Regions from separate parts of the Homo sapiens genome. Here region 2 is linked to region 1. A link is an interaction called in ENCODE POLR2A ChIA-PET data of the cell type or tissue named here. Cell type or tissue: CD4-positive, alpha-beta T cell. All regions are shown on one strand. Links, peaks and the distances in the headings refer to the core of each region. The heading gives the core; the rest is flanking DNA. Region 1 overlaps NAGLU (N-acetyl-alpha-glucosaminidase). Region 2 overlaps RAB5C (RAB5C, member RAS oncogene family).

The links. Peaks named below come from ENCODE experiments on the same cell type or tissue, not always from the same donor. Only the 100,000 strongest peaks of a DNase experiment are listed, where the experiment ranks them.
Region 2: POLR2A ChIA-PET joins it to region 1 with 5 read pairs; 4 of 35 experiments call an interaction of 5 or more read pairs at or near these places.

The regions. Positions count from the first base shown.
Region 1 is chr17:42,539,087-42,543,856 of GRCh38, reverse strand. NAGLU (N-acetyl-alpha-glucosaminidase) reads right to left here. Exons shown (of 6, transcript NM_000263.4): 5 at 2,651-2,907; 6 at 1-829. Among named protein-coding and RNA genes, the nearest start is that of NAGLU, 5.2 kb to the right of the region's middle. In CD4-positive, alpha-beta T cell, for the core only: no CTCF peak of the experiment used is centred there; DNase peaks (open chromatin) are centred at 2,426 and 2,716; H3K27ac peaks cover 365 bases.
Region 2 is chr17:42,138,049-42,154,087 of GRCh38, reverse strand. All of the region lies in intron 1 of RAB5C (RAB5C, member RAS oncogene family), which reads left to right. Among named protein-coding and RNA genes, the nearest start is that of RAB5C-AS1, 8.3 kb to the left of the region's middle. In CD4-positive, alpha-beta T cell, for the core only: no CTCF peak of the experiment used is centred there; no DNase peak of the experiment used is centred there.

The DNA.
Region 1 (4,770 bases), core at 1-4,000:
AAGAAGCGGCTGTCACTAGCCAGCACCTCGTCCAGTGCCGGCAGCAGCTCATAGGCCAGGACGCCTCCAGCCCTCAACAGGGAGGCCAGCTCCTTGCTCAGGTAGGCGCTTCTTGCCTCCTCATAGTACAAGCTGACCAGCTCCTGCACTGCCTGCCGAGTGAGGTCCAGCAGGTCGTAGCGGAAGGCGGGGCTGGTGGCCAGGGAGGGAGCAGATGTGAGCAGCAGCCGCCAGGCCTCAAACACATCAGATCGGTTGTACCAGATGCTGGTATTCATCTGTAGGGACGGCCGCCTGACCAGCGGGCTACGATTGTGGCCCCTGCAGGCCTCCCCGGAGCAGTTGTACACACTCCGGAGCAGTAGCCTCCACGCTGCCCCTGCGTCCGGGTGGGAGACCCCATACCGCCGGGCGGCAAAGCTGGTCACCCAGGCTGCCAAATCTGGCACTGGGTCCTTTCGCCAGCCCAGCTCAGCCATGAGGGAATAGACCACTTCGTTCTGGCTGATGCCCTCGGGGGCCATGCCCGTGCCTACCATGGTGGAGTTGGGGAAGAGGCGGGCAGCTTCTGGGCCTCCGTTCACAGCCTCTAGGGCTCCAAAAAGACCATGGTTTCCCCCAAAGTTGTGCAGCATGCACCAGATGAAGGGCTGGCCCTGGAAGGAGGCAGTGCGGGTATACACAGGCTGGCTCTCAGCAAACAGGTCCAGAACCAGGAGGCGGCCACGGGGCACAGCTCCCAGCACAGCCCTGATCTGGGCGGGCCCCCAGAACTGCGGCTGGTGCTGGAAGAGCCAGCCTTGGAGCAGCCACACAGCCTCAGTATCCACTGTGGACAGGAGGTAGGGGGAACAGAGAAGAGGAGTGATGAAACAGAGGGCCCAGGGAATGTTCACCCCACTCTACAGACGACTGTCTATCCCAGGTCATGGCTTCCCATGACCCCCACCAGCGGGACGCTCTGTGGCACATACGCGTCCCTCTGAAAACTCCAGGACAGGGTTCAGCAGCTTGGGTGAACATGAGAGTTACCCAGAGGGCTCCTTAAAACATGGAGGTTTCTGAATGGGCGTGGTGGCCCACACCTATAATCCCAGTACTCTGAGGGGCTGAAGCAGGTGGATCACTTGAGCCCAGGAGTTCCAGACCAGCCTGGCCAATGTGGGGAAACCCTGTCTATACTAAAAATACAAAAATTAGCCTAGCGTAATGGCAGGTGCCTGTAATCCCGGCTACTCGGGAGGTAGAGGCACAAGAATCACTTGAACCCATGAGGCAGAAGTTGCAGTGAGCTGAGATTGTGCCACTGCACTCCAGTCTGGGCGACAGAGTAAGATTCTGTCTCAAAAACAAAATCAAGGCCAGTCGCAGTGGATCACGCCTGTAATACCAGTACTTTGGGAGGCTGAGGTGGGCAGTTCACCTGAGGTCAGGAGTTTGAGACCAGTCTGGCCACCATGGTGAAACCTGTTTCTACTAAAAATACAAAAATTGGCCAGGCAAGGTGGCTCACACCTGTAATCCCAGCACTTTGGGAGGCTGAAGTGGGCGAATCATTTGAGGTCAGGAGTTTGAAACCAGCTTGACCTACATAGCGAAACCCCGTCTCTACTAAAAATACAAAAATTAGCCGAGTGTGGTTGGGGGGCGCCTGTAATCCCAGCTACTCAGGAGGCTGAGGCAGGAGAATCGCTTGAACTCAGGAAGCAGAGGTTGCAGTGAACTGAGATCGTGCCACTGCACTCCAGCCTGGGTGACAGAGCGAGACTCTATCTCAAAACAAACAAAAATTGCCGGGCGTGGTGGCGGGTGCCTATAGTCCCAGCTACTCGGGAGGCTGAGGCAGGAGAATCGCTTGAACCTAGGAGACGAAGGTTGCAGTGAGATGAGATTGTGCCACTGTGCTCCAGCCTCAGCAACAGAGTGAAATCTGTCTCAAAAAAAAAAAAAATGTAGCTTCTCCTTCAGGTCTTGGGTAGGGCCTGAGAATTTGCCATCTCACAGCTCGGGCTGCTGCTGCTGCTGCTGCTGGTTTTGGGTCACACTTGGAGCAGTACTGCTCAAGAAAGGCTGAGCTGATCTGTTCCCTTCCTGGCCAACACAGACGCCTCTCCACTAAGTCATTCCTGACTTGGGCGCCCTCTGCTCCACTCCTCCTTTAAGTGGCAGGAAGGAGCCCTGGCTTCACAGTTTTGTAGCAGGATGCGCACTTAGTGCCTTTAGGCACATCCACTCACCTCCTGCCTGCAGTGCCTACTTCAGCAACCACGCAGAGATGAAACAAAATCCTTGTTCATAGCTAGCTCTTAGTGGCCTTTGCTCTGGGCCAGGCGTTATTCTACCTATGAGGTAGTCCCAGTTTACAGGAAAAGCAAACGAGACACTGGGAAGGAGGTCATGAGTCATAAGTCACACGGCCAGGAAATAGGAGCGCGAGGTGTGACCCAGGTTGTTGGCTTCCAGAGCTCACCTCTCAACCACAGTGGGATTCACTGAGACAACGCATGTGTACACGTGCTTGGTAAACTATGAAGTACTGTGTGTTATGGCGAGGCATTATTCCAGTCCCTCTGCCTACCCCTACTGACATCTGCTACTCCCTTCTTTTTGAGGGTCTGGGGGGCTCTCCCACCCCACCCAGGCACTGTACCTGCAGTCATGGCCTCATAGACGGCAGTGGTGGCTGCGGCAAGGTAGGAGGGCTCTGAGGAAGGTGGCTGCATCTCATTGAAAGTGTCGGCCCCATAGATGTGGTCTGTGCCAAACTCTTTGATCAGCTCTCGCAGGAAGAGGCTCCCGATGATGGGGAATATGGGGTCTTCCGGAGCCAGAAGGAAGGAGCAGGAGTAGGAACAGTTAAAGTGGCCCCAACTGCCCATCTTCGTGACATTGACCTGAGGGAACACCCTAGTGGGGAGCAAAAGCTCAGATATTTCATGGAAGCCGCCATAGTGTTCACCATAGTGTTCAACAGCCTTGCCAACTTCTCTACAGCTCCTGGTTTCTCTTGCCTCTATGGCTTTGTACAGGCTATGCTCTCTGCCTACAGTCCTTTCTTCTCCTTCCCTGGCCACCTTCTCTGAAAAACTTTCACTATCTCTCCCCTTCCTGTGGCCTGAAACAAGCAACGCTCCTTTTTCTTTCTTTTTTTTTTTTTTTTTGAGGCAGAGTCTCACTCTGTCCCCCAGGCTGGAGTGCAGTGGCGCATTCTCAGCTCACTGCAAGCTCTGCCTCCCAGGTTCATGCCATTCTCCTGCCTCAGCCTCCCTAGTAGCTGGGACTACAGGTGCCCGCCACCACACCCGGCTAATTTTTTGTATTTTTAGTAGAGACTGAGTTTCACTGTGTTAGCCAGGATGGTCTCGATCTGCTGACCTTGTGATCCGCCCGTCTCGGCCTCCCAAAGTGCTGGGATTACAGGTGTGGGCCACCGCACCCAGCTTTTTTTTTTTTTTTTAATTATACTTTCAGTTCAGTTCTGTGCAGAACATGCAGGTTTGTTGCATAGGTATACATGTGCCATGGTGGTTTGCTGCACCCATCAACCCATCATCTAGGTTTTCAGCCCCGCATGCATTAAGTATCTGTCCCAATGCTACTCCTCCCCTTGACCCCCACACCGCGAAAGGCCCCGGTGTGTGATGTTCCCCTTCCTGTGTCCATGTTGTTCTCATTGTTCAACTCCCACTATGAGTGAGAACATGAGGTGTTTAATTTTCTTTCCTTTTTTTTTTTTTTTTTTTGAGACGGAGTCTCACTCTGTCACCCAGGCTGGAGTGAAGTGGTGTGATCTCGGCTCACTGCAGTCTCTGGCCCCTGGCTTCAAGAGATTCTCATGCCTCAGCCTACCGAGTAGCTGGGATTACAGGAGCCCGCCACCACGCCTGGCTAATTTTTGTACTTTTAGTAGAGATGGGGTTTCGCCATGTTGGCCAGGCTGGTCTTTAACTCCTGACCGCAGGTGATCCATACGCCTCAGCCTCCCAAAACGCTAGGATTACAAGCATTAGCCAAGCGTCCGTCCAAGCAACACTCATTTTTCAAGGCTGGGCTCTGCCCTGAGCCCTTCCTGCCCCTCTCTCCCGGCAGAGGAGAGCGGAACCCACATATATTCCTGTCCTTGTCCCCACATTGTATCCTTCAGCCAACATATCTCTCCTATCAGGGGTAAGCCCTTGGGCACCTTTCTTGCCGCCTCCCAGGACCCAGCACAGCCAGTTCTGGCAGCCTCAGACAGCTGGACCAAGTTTATTGAATGAATGAGTGAGTTTCCTGCCACCTGGTGATGGGGGCAAAGAGGCGGGCAGGGAGGCCACTGGCATGCATTAAGTCCTACGAGAGTATGGGAGCCAGACATTAGCAGGTGCAAAGGAGGTCATGCGGGGCACTAGCAAGGCTTCCTGAAGGAGGGGAGGTCTCAGGTGAGCCTTGAAGACTTTTCCCAACCACATGTGAGAGGATGGCTGGGAAGCACAGAGGAACAGGAGGGACAAGGGACACTGGAGCACCCCTGCTGCCACTCCCAAGGGCTGCCATTTGCTAGCACTCTGTGCAAAGTCACAGATAGATCGAGAGATAATTACAAACCCTACAGCGAAGTGGGTAGAGATCCCATTTTACAAGTAAGGAAACTGAGGCACAGAGCAGTCATGTCATCTGCCCGAAGTCACACAGCTAATTAGTAGCAGAGTCAGAAATCAAACCCAGGCCTACGTCCAGAGCTTGTTTGTTTGTTTGAGACAGAGTTTCGCTCGTCACCCAGGCTGGAGT
Region 2 (16,039 bases), core at 9,244-13,243, 400 kb after region 1:
CGCCTCAAAGGGACTGCTTTTCTTGGGACTGCTGTCCGTGTGTCTATAGGGAGGAGAATAAGACCCAAAATGAGGAGTCTGGAATTGAAGGGCCATCTCTTTCCCACTCCCAAACACACACACATACACCTCCCTGAGCAACAGGTCCACACCACGCCAGGGTCTGTCTGCAATCCCTTCAGGGCTTGGACTTATTACTGAGGACTAAGTCAAGATCACAATGGCAGTTCTGGATTTTTAATTGTAGCCTGAGGAATTCCGATACATGCCAGAAAGTGCAGGTTCCCTCAACCATATTGACTGATCCTTGTCTGTTGCTTGGGGCTTAGGTGTGTGAAATAGCTGCTGTCTCAGACCAAGCTTTGTTATGTGGCCAAAGTACAGGCCGGAGACTGTACCTTAACGAGGAGTAGCCTGGCTCTGAGGCCATGACTGACCCTTGCTATCTACAGTGGAGGAAGGGACGGAAAGCCGTGCAGTTTGTGGGAACTTCTGTAGCTCTTCAGTGTTCTGGGCTACCTTTACCACCCTCGCTTGCCACTTAAAAGTGCTGTGTTTTTTGGCCTTGAGGTGTGTTTGAGGGCTTCTGGACAGTGGCTAGTATCTGATTCCTACAGTCTTTTGAGTAGAGCTAGGATGTACTTTCTTCACTTTTTTGTTTGTTTGTTTTTGAGATGGAGTCTTGCTCTGTCGCCCAGGCTGGAGTGCAGTGGCGTGATCTTGGCTCACTGCAACCTCTGCCTCCTGGGTTCAAGCAGTTCTCTTGCCTCAGCCTCCTGAGTAGCTGGGATTAACAGGCGCCTGCCACCACACCCGGCTAATTTTTGTATTTTTAGTAGAGATGGGGTTTCGCCATGTTGGCCGGGCTGGTCTCGAACTCCTGACTTCAGGTGATCCACCCGCCTCAGCCTCCCAAAGTGCTGAGATTACAGGTGTGAACCACCGTGCCCGGCCTACTTATTTCACTTTTTATCGGACAACAGAAGAAGCCTTCCTTATTAGGGTCAACAGCTGGATCACAGGCTCTGTATCTGTGTGGGTTCCTTTGGGGTTCATTGGAGACTTCTTCAACCAACCTAGTTTCTCTGATCTGGTCAGCCTGGGCATCTGAGGGGCAGGGCCAGAGAGGCCTGACTGCTCACTGGCCATTGGTCTCTGACCAGACTTAGGTCTTCAGGAGTAGACCGCAGTTTGTCACTCTTCAGGAGTGCTGGGATGAGGCCGACCAGCCTTCTGAGGAGACCTTCTTTTCTTTGTCTGGACATGCTCTCCCAGCTCTGACTCTGAAACGACTTTTTTTTTTTTTTTGGAGACAGAGCCTTGTTTTGTCACCCAGGCTGGAGTGCAGTGGCACAATCTTGGCTCACTGCAGCCTCTGCCTCCCGAGATCAAGGGATTCTCCTGCCTCAGCCTCCTGAGTAGCTGAGATTACAGCCATGCACCACCACGCCCAGCTAATTTTTGTATTTTTAGTAGAGATGGGGTCTCACCATGTTGGCCAGGCTGGTCTCGAACTCCTGACCTCAGATGATCCACCCACCTCAGCCTCCCAAAGTGCTAGGATTACAGGCATGAGCCACTGCACCCAACCTGAAACGACTTTGAAGGGGAAGCTCTGCCATTTAGAGAGACGAGGCAGGCCCCAGTGCTTTGGGTCGTTATGCAGCCACTTCTGGCACCTAGAAATTATAGAGTCCAAGCAGAGGTCTGACTCTGCCTGGCAGAGAGAGCGATGGCTCCGTGTGCGACAGAACCCCTCCTTTCTGATGCTGTTCCTCCCCTGCCCTCTTGCCTCTCACAATTAGAGGGCTGTTAAACTGTAGAGGGACAGTAACACTAATTTTTAAAAATCATTTTAAGGTTGCAAAATTATTTTCATACATATTCCTCATAGGTGCCTTGGGAAATAGTGGGGCTTGTTTCCCCACTTTGTTTTTAATTTTTATTATTACTTTTTTTTTTTTGAGTAAGATAAGGCAAGTGTCCCTGCTTTAGAAGGGATGCAGAAGGAACTTAAGTAGTTTGCCTAAGATCGATCATACATTTAGAAAGTAGTAGAGCTGGGGCTTGGATTTGGGGTCAGATGTGACCTGATCTAACAGTGGGCCCTTCTTCGGCCTGGTTTGTTCGTTAAATGAATGAACATGCAGACTGAGTGCGCCACGGCACAAGGGCAGACTCTTAACTCTTTAGCCCTCCTCATCACTAGCGCTCCTCTGTTTTTTTGTCTTCCCCAGCGTCTACCCGACCTCCTGTCTTCTCTCTTGACCCCTTTCACCTCTGCCTCTGAGGACCAAAACAGTTAGGAGTCCCAAGTCAGTACTCTTCAGGGCCTGAGAGTTTGCTGACATCTACATGTCATTAATTTTTCTGGGAACCTGAAAGTCCTAATGGCTAGAAAATGAAAGTTAAAGTGAGTAAACTCAGGGGTCCCACTGGGCAGGGTTAAGGGGGAAGCAACAGAGCGGGCCTCTGGTTAGTCCTCTGTTTCTCCTGTGGTGCTGCCTGCTGCTTGCAAGTGGGAAGAATGTGGCTTGCCACCAGGAGCTCCTGTCACTAGAATTTACATGGAAACAGAGCAAGATCATACATTTAAATTCAGCCCCACCAAGCAAGTACTTCTTAGACCTTCTACTTCTTTTTTTTTTTTTGAGTCGGAGTCTCGCTCTGTCGCCTAGGCTGGAGTGCAGTGGTGCGATCTTGGCTCACTGCAAGCTCCGCCTCCCGGGTTCATGCCATTCTCCTACCTCAGCCTCCAGAGTAGTTGGGACTACAGGTGCCCACCACCACGTCCGGCTAATTGTTTTGTATTTTTAGTAGAGATGGGGTTCCGCCGTGTTAGCCAGGATGGTCTCGATCTCCTGACCTCGTGATCCGCCCACCCTGGCCTCCCAAAGTGCTGGGATTACAGGCGTGAGCCACTGCGCCTGGCCAGACCTTCTACTTCTAACCCTTGCCCAGTAAACAGGCAGTGTGGTCGGGTGGAAGGCACTAGAACTTCAGAGGCAGTTGGACCTGAGTTCTCATCCTGATTCCCCCACTTACCAGTTGTGTGACCCTGGGCTTGTTACTTGACCTCACTGAGCCTGTGTTTCTTCTGGTAAAATGGGGATGCTAAATACCTTGCAGAATTAGAAACAAAGAAAGGAGCTAGTCCAGTGCTGGCAGACTGGATGCCCACAAAATAGCAGTTGCCTCTGATGGGTAGGTAGGGGTTTGAAGGTTCTTTTTTTTTTTGAGGCAGTCTCATTCTCATTCTGTTGCCCAGGCTCACTGCAACCTCCGCCTCCTGTGTTCAAGCGATTCTCCTGCCTCAGCCTCCTGAGTAGCTGGGATTACAGGCACCTGCCATCATGCCCGGCTAATTTTTTTTTTTGGTATTTTTGTAGAGATGGGGTTTGACCATGTTGGCCAGGCTGGTCTCAAACTCCTGACCTCAGGTGAGGTGATCTGCCCGCCTCATCGGCCTCCCAGAGTGCTGGGATTACAAGCATGAGCCACCGTGTCTGGCTGATTTTTTTTTTTTTTTTTTTTTTTTTTTTTGAGATGGAGTTTCACTCTTGTCTCCCAGGCTGGAGTGCAATGGCGTGATCTTGGCTCACTGCAACCTCTGTCTCCCGGGCTCAAGCTATTCTCCTGCCTCAGCCTCCTGAGTAGCTGGGATTATAGGCGTGTGCCACCATGCCCAGCTAATTTTTGTACTTTTAGTAGAGACAGGGTTCCTCTATGTTGGCCAGGCTGGTCTCGATCTCCTGACCTCAGGTAATTGTGCCCAGCCTCAACACTGATTCTGATTCAACATGTGTACCAAATGTATGCTGGGGCTGGGCACAGTGGCTCATGCCTATAATCCTAGCACTTTGGGAGGATCGCTTGATCCCAGGAGTTCAAGACCAGCTTGGGGGCCAGGTGTGGTGGATCACGCCTATAATCCTAGCACTTTGGAAGGCTGAGGCTGGGAGATCACCTGAAGTCAGGAGTTCGAGACCAGCCTGGCCAACATGGTGAAACCCCATCTCTACTAAAAATACCAAAATTAGTCAGGCGTGGTGGCACATGCCTGTAATCCCAGCTACTTGGGAGGCTTAGGCAGGAACCTGGGAGGCAGTTCAACCTGGGAGGTGGACGTTGCAGTGAGCCGAGATTGCACCACTGCACTCCAGCCTGGGCAACAGACCAAGAGTCTATCTCAAAAAAAAAAAAAAAAAAAACCAGCCTGGGCAACATAATGAGACCCCATGTCTAAAACAAAAACAAAATGTCTGCTGGGATGCCTTGTACATTGCTTGATGGTTTCACAAATTGTCTCATTTTGTAGACATTGAACAGAATTGATGTGGGTTGTATTCCCATTTTACAGAAGAGAACGCTGTGCCACTTCAGTTTTACTTAGTTGTAAGCGTTTTAATATTAAAACAGTCCTGTAACTATTATAGATTAGAATGCAAAGTTTGCATGAATTGAAGCTAACACAGGAAACTTTAATTAATTAATTAATTTATTTATTTTTGAGACAGGGCCTCTCTCACCCAGGCTGGAGTGCAGTGGGACGATCATGGCTTACTTCCGCCTTGATCTTGTGGACCCAAGTGATCCTCCCACCTCAGCCTCCTGAGTAGCTGGGACTGTAGGCATGTACCACCATGCCCGGCTAGTTTTTGTATTTTTAGTAGAGACAGGGTTTTGCCATGTTGCCCAGGCTGGTCTCAGAACTCCTGGGCTCAAGTGATCCTCCTACTTTGGCCTCCCGAAGTGCTGGGATTACAGGCATGAGCCGCTGCACCTGGCCAAAGACAGTATTTTGCTTGTAGCCAGCTGCTTTGGGTTCAACTCCCAGATTTCTGGGAGTTTCCTCTCCCCTGACTTGAGTGAAGGGTACATATGTTGGGGCTGTTTGAGAAGCACTGCTTTAGGTAGAATTTATAAACTAGGATGTGCCAAAATCCAGGTAATCATGCTTGCAAAAACCTTGGCAGAGGAGAATCGGAATATTTTTGGCATCCTCTGCATTAATAGCTTGGTATTGTAAGAGATTACTTTTCCAATTAAATAGCCCCATCCTCTATGTATAAGAACAGTAATACAAATAAAAGCTAAACTTCTATTTTTGCCATGTGCCAGGCACTCTTGTGAGCCCTATGTGTTGACTCCTTTAATCCTCCGACAACCCCAGGAGGTAGGTTCTGTGTTTAATCCCCATGTTAGAGTGGGGGACTATGTAGTAATGGCAGAGATGGGGTGTGCTCTTATCGCTATTCAATACAGCCTCTCCTTGACCCATCTCTGGGCTAAATGCCTACTGTTCACTTTGCCTAGAAGGCTCTTCTGCACCTCACGTGCCTGGAAACTGTATCTCCCTACTTTTCTCTCAAAGCTCAGTTTGAATGCCACTTCCTCTGTGAAGCCTTCCCTTGCCCCAAATGGGCTGAGGGCTTGTCTCCTACATGGGCTGTCTTCTCAACTGCTATCTCATTGTTCCTTATTTGCCTCATTCTCTGGTGGGTGAGCCCTTTAGGGGCACAGATCGGGTCCTGTTTGATCTTTGTGTGTTTAGGACCTGGCATGGCACTCAGCATAGTAGGCTCCCTACTGAAGTTGTTAAAGGAGAGGGCAGACATTCAAACCTGCCCTTAAAGCAAACACCAAACACCTGCCCACTTCTTTTTTTTTTTTTTTTTTTTTTTGAGATGGAGTCTTGACCTCTCACCCAGGCTGGAGTGCAATGGTACGATCTTGCTCACTGTAACCTCCGCCTCCTGGGTTCAAGTGATTCTCCTGCTTCAGCCTCCCTAGTACCTGGGATTACAGGTGTGTACCACCACGCCCATCTAGTTTTGTATTTTTAGTAGAGACGGATTTCACCATGTTGGCCAGGCTGATCTCAAACTCCTGACCTCATGATCTGCCTGCCTCAGCCTCCCAGTGCTGGGACTACAGGCATGAGCCACTGTGCCCAGCCTTGCCCACTTCTTTTTTTTTGTTTGTTTTTGAGACAGAGTTTTGCTCTTGTTGCCCAGGCTAGAGTGCAATGGCACAATCTCAGCTCACCACAACCTCCGCCTCCCGAGTTAAAGAGATTCTCCTGCCTCAGCTTCCCAAGTAGCAGGGATTACAGGCATGTGCCACCACGGCCGGCTAATTTTTTGTATTTTTATTAGAGATGGGGTTTCTCCATGTTGGTCAGGCTGGTCTCGAACTCCCAACCTCAGGTGATCCACCCGCCTCGGCCTCCCAAAGTGCTGGGATTACAGGTGTAAGCCACCATGCCTGGCCCTCGCCCACTTCTTTTAACACACACTTCCCTTCCTTTCTTCACACACTTTGGATGTCGTGAACCTATGATTCAAACTTAAATCCATCTGATCCCACAGCTTGAGCCATATCTTTGGTCCATCCCCCAGAAAGTTGCTCACAGACAAATGGGAGAGCAAACAGGTCAATAGGATCAATGTTACAGTACGGATGATGGGAAGCAAGTCACAAACTCAGTTTCCAGAAGTTAAGACTCTCCAAATCTCCATTTCTGGTGAAGGGTTTAATGGGACAATGAGGGCGCGGCCCTGACTAGCCACAGTCCGGCTGACTGGCTTCTGCCGTGTGTGTATCTGATGGCAGGACAGAACGACCGTGCTTCTGCAGTTGTGTGTGGTGAGGCAGCACCGACCCCAGACCAGTACTTAGCAAGGATCAGTGGAAGCAAATTTGACTCTGCCTGTGGATACTGTTCTGTATGTCTGCACAAGGCTCGTTCCTGAGTGAAGGTGGCTTAAAAAAGTGGTGGCAGCAGCTGTTCAGACCAGTGGTATGAGCAGCCCTCACATGTGTATTCCACAGATGGGGTCTTTAACATTCCCTGGTCCTGTGCCTGCAGTACTTGGATATCCTCTGCTCACCTTGAGGCTGGTCTTTCTTTCTTTCTCTCTCTCTCTCTCTCTCTCTCTCTTTCTTTCTTTCTTTCTTTCTGTTTCTTTCTTTCTTTCTGTCTTTCCTTCTTTCTTTCTTTCTTTCTTTCTTTTTCTTTCTTTCTTTCTTTTTCTGTCTTTCTTTCTGTCTTTCTGTCTTTCTTTCTGTCTTTCTTTCTTTCTTTCTTGACGAAGTCTTGCCTTGTCGCCCAGGCTGGAGTGCAGTGGTACGATCTCGGCTCACTGCAAGCTCCCGGGTTCATGCCATTCTCCTGCCTCAGCCTCTCGAGTAGCTGGGACTACAGGCTCCTGCCACCACGCTTGGCTAATTTTTTGTACTTTTAGTAGAGGCAGAGTTTCACCATGTTAACCAGGATGGTCTCCATCTCCTGACCTCGTGATCCGCCTACCTTGGCCTCCTTTTTTTTTTTTCTTTTGAAATGGAGTCTTGCTCTGTTTCCCAGGCTGGAGTGCAGTGATGCCATCTTGGCTCACTGCAACCTCCGTCTCCTGGGTTCAAGTGATTCTCCTGCCTCAGCCTCCCGAGTAGCTGGGACTACAGGCGTACGCCACCATGCCCAGCTAATTTTTATATTTTTAGTAGAGACGGGGTTTCGCCATGTTGGCCAGGATGGTCTTGATCTCTTGACTTTGTGGTCTGCCTGCCTTGGCCTCTGAAAGTGCTGGGATTACAGGTGTGAGCCACTGTGCCTGGGCAATTTTTGATTTTTTTGTAGAGACGGGGTCTCCCTATGTTGCCGAGGCTTAATAAACTTATTCTTTCAGAATACTTTTAGAAAAGTTACGCAGATAGTACAGAGTTTTCTCACAATCCCTCACACATAGTTTTCCCTGTTATTAACATCTTATGTTAGTACGTATTTTACATTAAAGTCCATCCTTTATTCAGATTTCCTTAGATTTTTACCTGATGTCCTTTTGCTGTTCCAGGATCCCATGTTACCTATATTCATTGTCTCTTTAGGCTCCTCTTGCTGTGCCAGTTTCTCAGACTTTTATTGTTTTTGATGACCTTGACAGTTTTGAGGAGTGCTGGGCAAGCATCTAAAGAGGATCTCGGCCAGGCGCGGTGACTCACGCCTGTAATCCCAGCACTTTGGGAGGCCGAGGTGGGTGGATCACTTGAAGTCAGGAGTTCGAGACCAGCCTGGCTAACATGGTGAAGCCTCATCTCTATTAAAAATACAAAAATTAGCCAGGCATGGTGGTACGCACCTGTAATCTCAGCTACTCAGGAGGCTGAGGCACAAGAATCGCTTGAACCAGGAGGCAGAGGTTGCAGTGAGCCAACATCGTGTCACTGTGCTCCAGCCTGGGCTGGAGACAGAATGAGACTCCGTCTCAAAAAAAATAATAAAAAATAAAGAGAATCTCTTCTCAACTGGGATTTGTCCAGTATTTTTCTCTTTTTAACAGAGTCTTGCTCTGTCAGCCAGGCTGGAGTGCAGTGGTGCAATCTCGGCTCAAGCCATTCTCCTCAGCCTCCCAAGTAGCTGGGACTACAGAAATGCACCACCACGCCTGGCTAATTTTTGTAGAGACAAGGTTTCACCATGATGTCCAGGCTGGTCTCAAACTCCTGAGCTCAAGCGATCTGCTCACCTCAGCTTCCCAAAGTGGTGGGATTACATGCGTGAGCTAACACGCCTGGCTGTGTCCAGTGTTTTTTTCATAAGTAGACTGTGCCAAGTTTTGGGAAGGAGGACCAGAGAGGTAAAGTGCTATTTTCATCACATCATGTCAAGGGTACATACAATCCACAAGCCTTTCCATGACTGATGTCAACCATGATCACTTGGCTGAGGTGATGTGTGTGAGGCTTCTCTGTAAAGTTGTTCTCCCCTTCCCCTTTCCATGCTGCATGCACCCTTTGGAAGAAAGTCACTGTGTAGCCCACACCTAAGGAACAGGGACTTATGTTCATGTTCCCCTTGTTGAGGGCGGAGTAGCTACATGAGTTACTAAATTATTTTTTCTTTTTCTGTTTTTTTTGAGATGGAGTCTCACTCCATCGCCCAGGCTGGAGTGCAGTGGCGCAATCTCGGCTCACTGCAAGCTCCGCCTCCCGGGTTCACGCCTTTCTCCTGCCTCAGTCTCCCGAGTAGCTGGGACTACAGGCCTATAGGCGCGCGCCACCACACCCGGCTAATTTTTTTGTATTTTTTTTAGTAGAGATGGGGTTTCTTTTTTTTTTTTTTTTTTTTTTTTTTTTTTTTTTTTTTTTTTTTTTTTTTTTTTTGAGACGGAGTCTGGCTCTGTCGCCCAGGCTGGATGCAGTGGGGCAATCTCGGCTCACTGCAAGCTCCGCCTCCCAGGTTCACGCCATTCTCCTGCCTCAGCCTCCTGCGTAGCTGGGACTACAGGCGCCCGCCACCACGCCCAGCTAATTTTTGTATTTTTAGTAGAGACAGGGTTTCACCTTGTTAGGCAGGATGGTCTCGATCTCCTGACCTCGTGATCCGCCCGCCTCAGCCTCCCAAAGTGCTGGGATTACAGGCGTGAGCCACCACGCCCACCCTGAGATGGGGTTTCACCATGTTAGCCAGGATGGTCTCAAGTTCCTGACCTCGTGATCCACCCGTTTCGGCCTCCCAAGGTGCTGGGGTTACAGGCGTGAGCCACCGCGCCCAGCTGAATTATTAAATTCTTCTATATGAGAGACTTGTCTATTTTCCCCCATTTATTTTTATTTATTTATTTATTTTTTGGAGATGAGTTTTGCTCTTGTTGCCCAGGCTGGAGTGCAGTGGTGCGATCTTGGCTCACTGCAACCTCCACCTCCGGGGTTCAAGCGATTCTCCTGCCTGAGCCTCCCGAGTAGCTGGGATTACAGGCACATGCCACCATGCCCGGCTAATTTTTGTATTATTAGTAGCTACGGGGTTTCACCATGTTGGCCAGGTTGGTCTCAAGCTCCAGGCCTCAGGTGATCCACCTGCCTCGGCCTCCCAAAGTGCTGGGATTACAGGCGTGAGCCACTGCGCCTGGCCTATTCTCCCCCATTTATTTGTTCAATTATTTATATCAGTATGGACTCCAGGATATTTATTTTACACTTTGGTTTATAATCCAGCGATAAGGCCGGGCACAGTGGCTCGCGTTTGTATTCCCAGCACTTGGGGAAGCCAAGATGGGCGGATCACCTGAGGCCAAGAGTTTGAGACCAGCCTAGCCAACATGGTGAAACCCTATCTCTACTAAAAATACAAAAGTTAGCTGGGTATGATGGTGCACGCTTGTAATCCTAGCTACTCTGGTGGCTGAGGCAGGAGAATGGTTTGAAGCAGGGAGGTGGTGGTTGCAGTGAGCAGAGATCCTGCCACTGCACCCCAGCCTGGGCAACAGAGTGAGACTTTGTCTCAAAAATAAATAAATAAATAATCCAATGTTACTTTGTTTTATTGCCCAAAATGTTTCAGCTTTGCCCATTGGTTGCTCTTTTAGCCTCCTTTGACCTGCCTAGTCATTGTGAGGATTTTTGTTTTTGGTTTTTGGTTACTTCTTTACATTTTGGCACTGCCAGATTTTTGGAGACAGACTCACTCTGTCCCCCAGGCTGGAGTGCAGCTGCACGATCTCAGCTCACTGCAGCCTCTGCCTCCCAGATTCATGCAATTCTTGTGCCTCAACCTCCTGAGTAGCTGGGATTACAGGTGCACGCTACCATGCCTGGCTAATTTTTGTATTTTTAGTAGCAACGAGGTTTCACCATGTTGGCCAGGCTGGTTTTGAACTCCTGACCTCAAGTGATCCACTTGCCTCAGCCTTCCAAAGTGCTAGGGTTACAGGCATGAGCCACCACTCCCGGCCCCAGGCTTACTTTGTGTATTTCGTGCCAGAGTTGTAGATTCAGCTGGCTCTCCAAGGCCACTGCCTTTTTAGCAAATGTTTTCTCTCAGGTATGTTGACATAGAGTGATGTGGATGCCTTGAGTTATTTCTTCTCTTGATGGTTAGTCATAGTTACTAGAGACTCTGGAGTTGGGAAAGGTAGAGGTGGACCTGGGAAATCTACCCCCTGAGAATCAACTGCAGTCCTGGGAGTTAATCCCAGTAGCTGGCTGTTGTTCTACTCACCCATTCATACTGCTCTTACCCCTGCCTGATGCTATGACTGATCCAAAAAATGGTCTGATTTGGTCTTTCCTTTGGAATTTACCTATGGAGGTGTGGGAAGATGAGGCATGTGTATATAATCGTTCTCTATTTCAGGTGCTAAGTTCTCCAGCTAAACCTTCCTGGACTCTGGGTCTTGTAAGAGATTCCACATGGTCCGGGCCAGTCAGTGTCTTTTGCTGCCCTTCCAAAATGGACTGCCCCCATGGGACGGTTTGTGGCTGTTGGCGGGCTCAGGGTAGGCTGTCACTTTGTGCCGTGATCCTGAATCATTGAATAGCTGAAATCCTTCCATTGTACTGTCATCTCTCTGAAAATGTGTAACTTGAGCCCTGCTGGAAACACTAACTTGGGATCTTAACAGGAGTTGGTTTACAAGCCTTTTGCCTTCTATTCATAGCTCCATGTATGTCCCCTTCAGGTGGCTGTCAGAGGCATCCCAGGCATGGAGGAGGGCGTGGGTGGCCTCTCTAACCCTGGCTGCTCTCCTAGACATCAGATTGCTCTCTGAGCTGCTCAGACAGCGTGGTGATGAATGACGCCAGTTTCCAAACCTCTAGCATTTGCAGCCTGGTTTTTAAAAGGAACTCTGCTTTCTTTGTCAGCTGCTCTATTCCTGTCCCCTAGCCCTCTCAACAACTGAACTGCTTCTTCCCTTTCCTGAAAGAGGCTTTGAGATGGAAGGAAGGGCATTTGGGCTTTAAGATGCTTTGTGGGCTGGGCGCGGTGGCTCATGCCTGTAATCTCAGTACTTTGGGAGGCCAAGGCGGGGGGATTGCTTGAGCGCAGGAGTTTGAGATCAGCCTGGGCAACATGATGAAACCCCATCTCTACCAAAAAAAAACCCAAGATGCTTTGTGTTAATGGGGCTTTTTTTTTTTTTTTAAGAGGTTATGGTTTGCATGGTTGGGGCCTTCACCCCATGCAGATTTATTGGATGGTAATGGTTTCTCCCCTCCATTTTTGTGGTTTTGGGAGCTAGTCTCTGGAGGATACAAGATTGGGGTTGTTGACAGGACACTGAGTATCTTCTAGGAAACTGAGGAAAGACGTCCTCTTCAGCATTCTCTCCAAATGAGAGGTGCTGAAGAATGGAGTCCCGGGAAACTGGAGGTAAGAGGAATGTGTGAATGTTGTCTGACAGATGAAGTGAGGAGTCCGGCTCCTTCACAGGGAAGTGAAGGCGCAGGGGCTCCCCTGCTACAGAACATGTACTGAATGCTTCCCGATGCCAGGCCCTTTGCTGAGAGTCTCACATGCATCATCTTCCTGGCAGTCCTGGAGACGGGTGGTACTGGTCTCTCCATTTTACGTGTGAGGAAATGGGTTCAGTGACAACACCAGGCCACCCTAGTAAGTGGTGCCTCCAGAACTTGAACTGAAGTTCAAGTTGTCTGACTCCAGCACTTGTGCTCTTAAGCTCTGTGCAGTAGGGATGGAGGAAGTCCTCCCTGGGGAAGTGAGGCAGCTCCTCAGCTGCTCTGTGGCTCTGTTAGGGGACCCGAGCCGTCTGGCAGATGAATGCAGATTTAAGCCCTCAACTTCCCCCGTTCACTTGCCAAGTGTAAGCGGGCGGTACCTCTCACATGCACAGTTCACCGTATCTGTGCTCACCTACTATGGGTCAGGCTTGCTGTTATGTGCTGTTAACACAAAGGAAACCCATTGTCCAGCCTTTGAGAATTTTGTAATGTGGTTGTTTTCATCTGCAACAGTGCCTTTAATTTCTCTTGCTTTCTCTCTCACAACCCTCAGTCCCCCAAGTTCTCCAGCCCCTTGCCACCTACACTAGTCTTATGAACATTTGGGGCCATGGAAGCAGAAGTGTGATTCGCTCATTGAATCTTGTTTAGACCTATTCATTGCTTGATTTCTTCACTGGGCACCACTCTACAGTTTGTTCAGCAAAAATTAAGAAAGATGGCAGACACAGTGGCTCATGCCTGTAATCGCAGCACTTTGGGAGGCTGAAGCAGGTGGATCACTTGAGCCCAGGAGTCTGAGATCAGCCTGGGCAACATGGTGAAACCCCATCTCTACAAAAAATAGAAAAATTAGCTGGGCATGGTGGCATGCGCCCGTAGTCCCAGCTACTTGGGAGGCTGAGGTAGGAGGATTGCTTGAGCCCAGGAAGTCAAGGTAGCGGTAAGCTATGATTGCGTCACTGCAATCCAACCTGGGCAGCAGAGCAAGACCCTGTCTCAAAAATGTATATAGAAAAAAGAGCTGGGTGTGGTGGCTCATGCCTGTAATCCCAACACTTTGGGAGGCTGAGGCAGGCGGATCACCTGAGGTTAGGAGTTCGAGACCAGCCTGGCCAACATGGCGAAACCTCATCTCTACTAAAAATACAAAAATACAAGCTGGGTATGGTGGTGCACACCTGGAATCCCAGCTACTCAGGAGGCTGAAGCACGAGAATCGCTTGAACCCAGGAGGTGGAGGTGGTAGTGAGCCCAGATTGTGCCACTGCACTCCAGCCTGGGCGACAGAGCGAGACTCCATCTCAAAAAAAAAAAAAAAAAAAAAAAAAATATATATATATATATATATATATATATATATTCTAAAATATTGTTCTTTGGTGCCCAGGCTTCTGAGAATAGCCATCGTCCCTCAGGTCTCCCACTGAGAACTTTGACTTTTTTCTTGTTGGTTGCATAGCCGCTGACCACGGTGTGTGTGGTGTCTGAACAGGAGGCATTTGGATTGCTATTTCTCTTTTCTCCCACTTTCCTCTCAAACTTGACCTCTGCTCTCTGTTTAGGAGCTGAAGGCAAAACAAAGGGGCAGTGATTTAAACTGGCTTTCTTTTGTTTTCTGTTATTTGTAAGGGCGGGAAGGGTTTTGGAGAGGTGTCCGCTGGTGTGAGTGGCTGGATGAACAGGTGCTGCTTCTGATCCTGACTTTCAGCAGAGGTTTCTGGAGTCTTTCTGGGCCTAGGGAAGCAGCAGAAGTGGCAGCTGTCCTGGCTGGTGCTTCTGACCCCTGCAGAGCCCCTTTTGAGACGGGGGGAAGACGGGCCCTACATTGATGAGATTCCGGTGAGAAATGTCCTAGCTAAATAGTAACTGCCTGAACAAATGAAATACAGGATAGTTGGGGTAGGCTGGGGCCAGAAGAACCTTTGCCTTGGATGGCACTCTTCCTAGCATCCTGCCTGGCATTGGCAGGTGAAGAACTGACTGGTGGCGTGTGAGCCACCATACAGCCATGTTGTCATCCCTAACAAGCCCTGTGGCTGGGACGTGTGTGTGGTTCTGGGCTGCAGAAAGATTCCAAGTTGAGCTTTTGCTTGAGGCTTGAGAGAGCAGCCCTAGACAGGAGTAGAGAATCTGGCACAGCCTGGATCACAAGGTCAGGAAATCGAGACCATCCTGACTAACATGGTGAAACCCCATCTCTACTAAAAAATACAAAAAATTAGCTGGATGTGGTGGCACGCGTATGTAGTCCTAGCTACTCAGGAGGCTGAGGCAGAATTGCTTGAACCTGGGAGCTGGAGGTTGCAGTGAGCCGAGATCACGCCACTGCACTCCAACCTGGGTGACAGAGCAAGATTCCGTCTCAAAAAAAAAGAATCTGCCACAACCTTGCTGACTGAGGTGTGCTGTTAGACACTGGGCCCTCTTAGGGAGAACAGTCTCAGGAATGTCAGCGTTAGGGCCTGGCCCCCCTGGTGCCTTTTGGAATCGGTAGGCTGGCGGAGAGCCTTGCCTGGTGCAGCTGCAGGCAGTGCCCTGTCTGTGGGCCTTCCGTGCTACCTGTCTCCTCTGTTGGCCAGCAGGGCCAATGACTGAGAGTTGTTGAGCTGCCCATGAAGCCTGGGGCCCTTCTGTGGACAGCACTGGCCGACCACACTGGCCAAGCTGTGCTAGCAGATCCATGGAGATGTCCTCCCACCCCAATAGTCTTCCTCCCTGTGGGTGCAGAAAGAGGGAGTGGATGCTGGAGGTTTCCATCCAGCCCTGACTGCTCCTCTCTGAGCCTCTCCAGAGAACCCATCTGTCATTGAGAGCTGGGAAGAAGCTCAGGGATCAGGGAAGGATTTCATGGTGTTCTGCTGGGGTAGAGTCCTGGAAAGCTAAGGGTCTGTCCCTCAGGGGTGTCTTCCACCCGAGTGAGCTTGGCATCTGTCCTAAGTGATACAAGACTTCCCACACAAGGGAAAGGGCTGCAGGAGCCAGCTGTGCTCTGTCCTGGCTGACTTCAGCAAAGTTCCAGGCTCAGTCTGCATAGTGTTTATTAAAGATCACTTGGTAATGTGTATCCAGGCTTTAAGCCTCTTGATGCCTCTGCACACTGGCCCCTTTTGCAGGTATTGGTGGAGTTGGTGTCTGCACTTGGGGCTCTGGTGGACCCCATCAGGGCCTGATTGTGGTGTGGAAGTCTAGGCACTAAGCCTCAGAAATCTTATTGAAAAAAGAATGAAATGAAACCAATCTCAGTTAAGGAAGGTGGGGGTGCTTTCCCTGTGGAAGGGGACCCAGCTCACCTTCAGTGCCCCTCTGGGATAATTTACTTCCCTTTCCGCTGGAAAAAGGGTCATCTTCCTGTGGCTGTGGAAAGGCAGCACCTTCCTCCCTACTGCTGCCTCCCCCAAGTCTAGGTTTAAGAGCTGGACCTCCTGAAGGTGGGAGGTGGAGCCCACCCTGTTGCAACACCCCCCATTGGGATTCGGCTAGATCTCACCCTGGGCTCTTAAGCTTCTGGCTTCCAGGGCCAGGGCCAAGCTTCCCCTGTTAGACTCTTAGGTAAGACACAGGCCCTGTGTGAAGCAGTTCCATAGGCCTGGTCACACAGAGGACACCCTTCTCTTTGATTCCATCCCCCAACCCCTAAACCCCCCTTTCCTCTGCAGATATACTCTAGACTGGTTGGGGAGTGGAGAATATCATACTGTTATAACCTCTTTCTCCCCATCGAAAAGACATAAATATCAGTTTCTCTTTATTATTGTGAAGCTTTAAACCACTTGAAAATCCTTTAGCCCACAGTTAA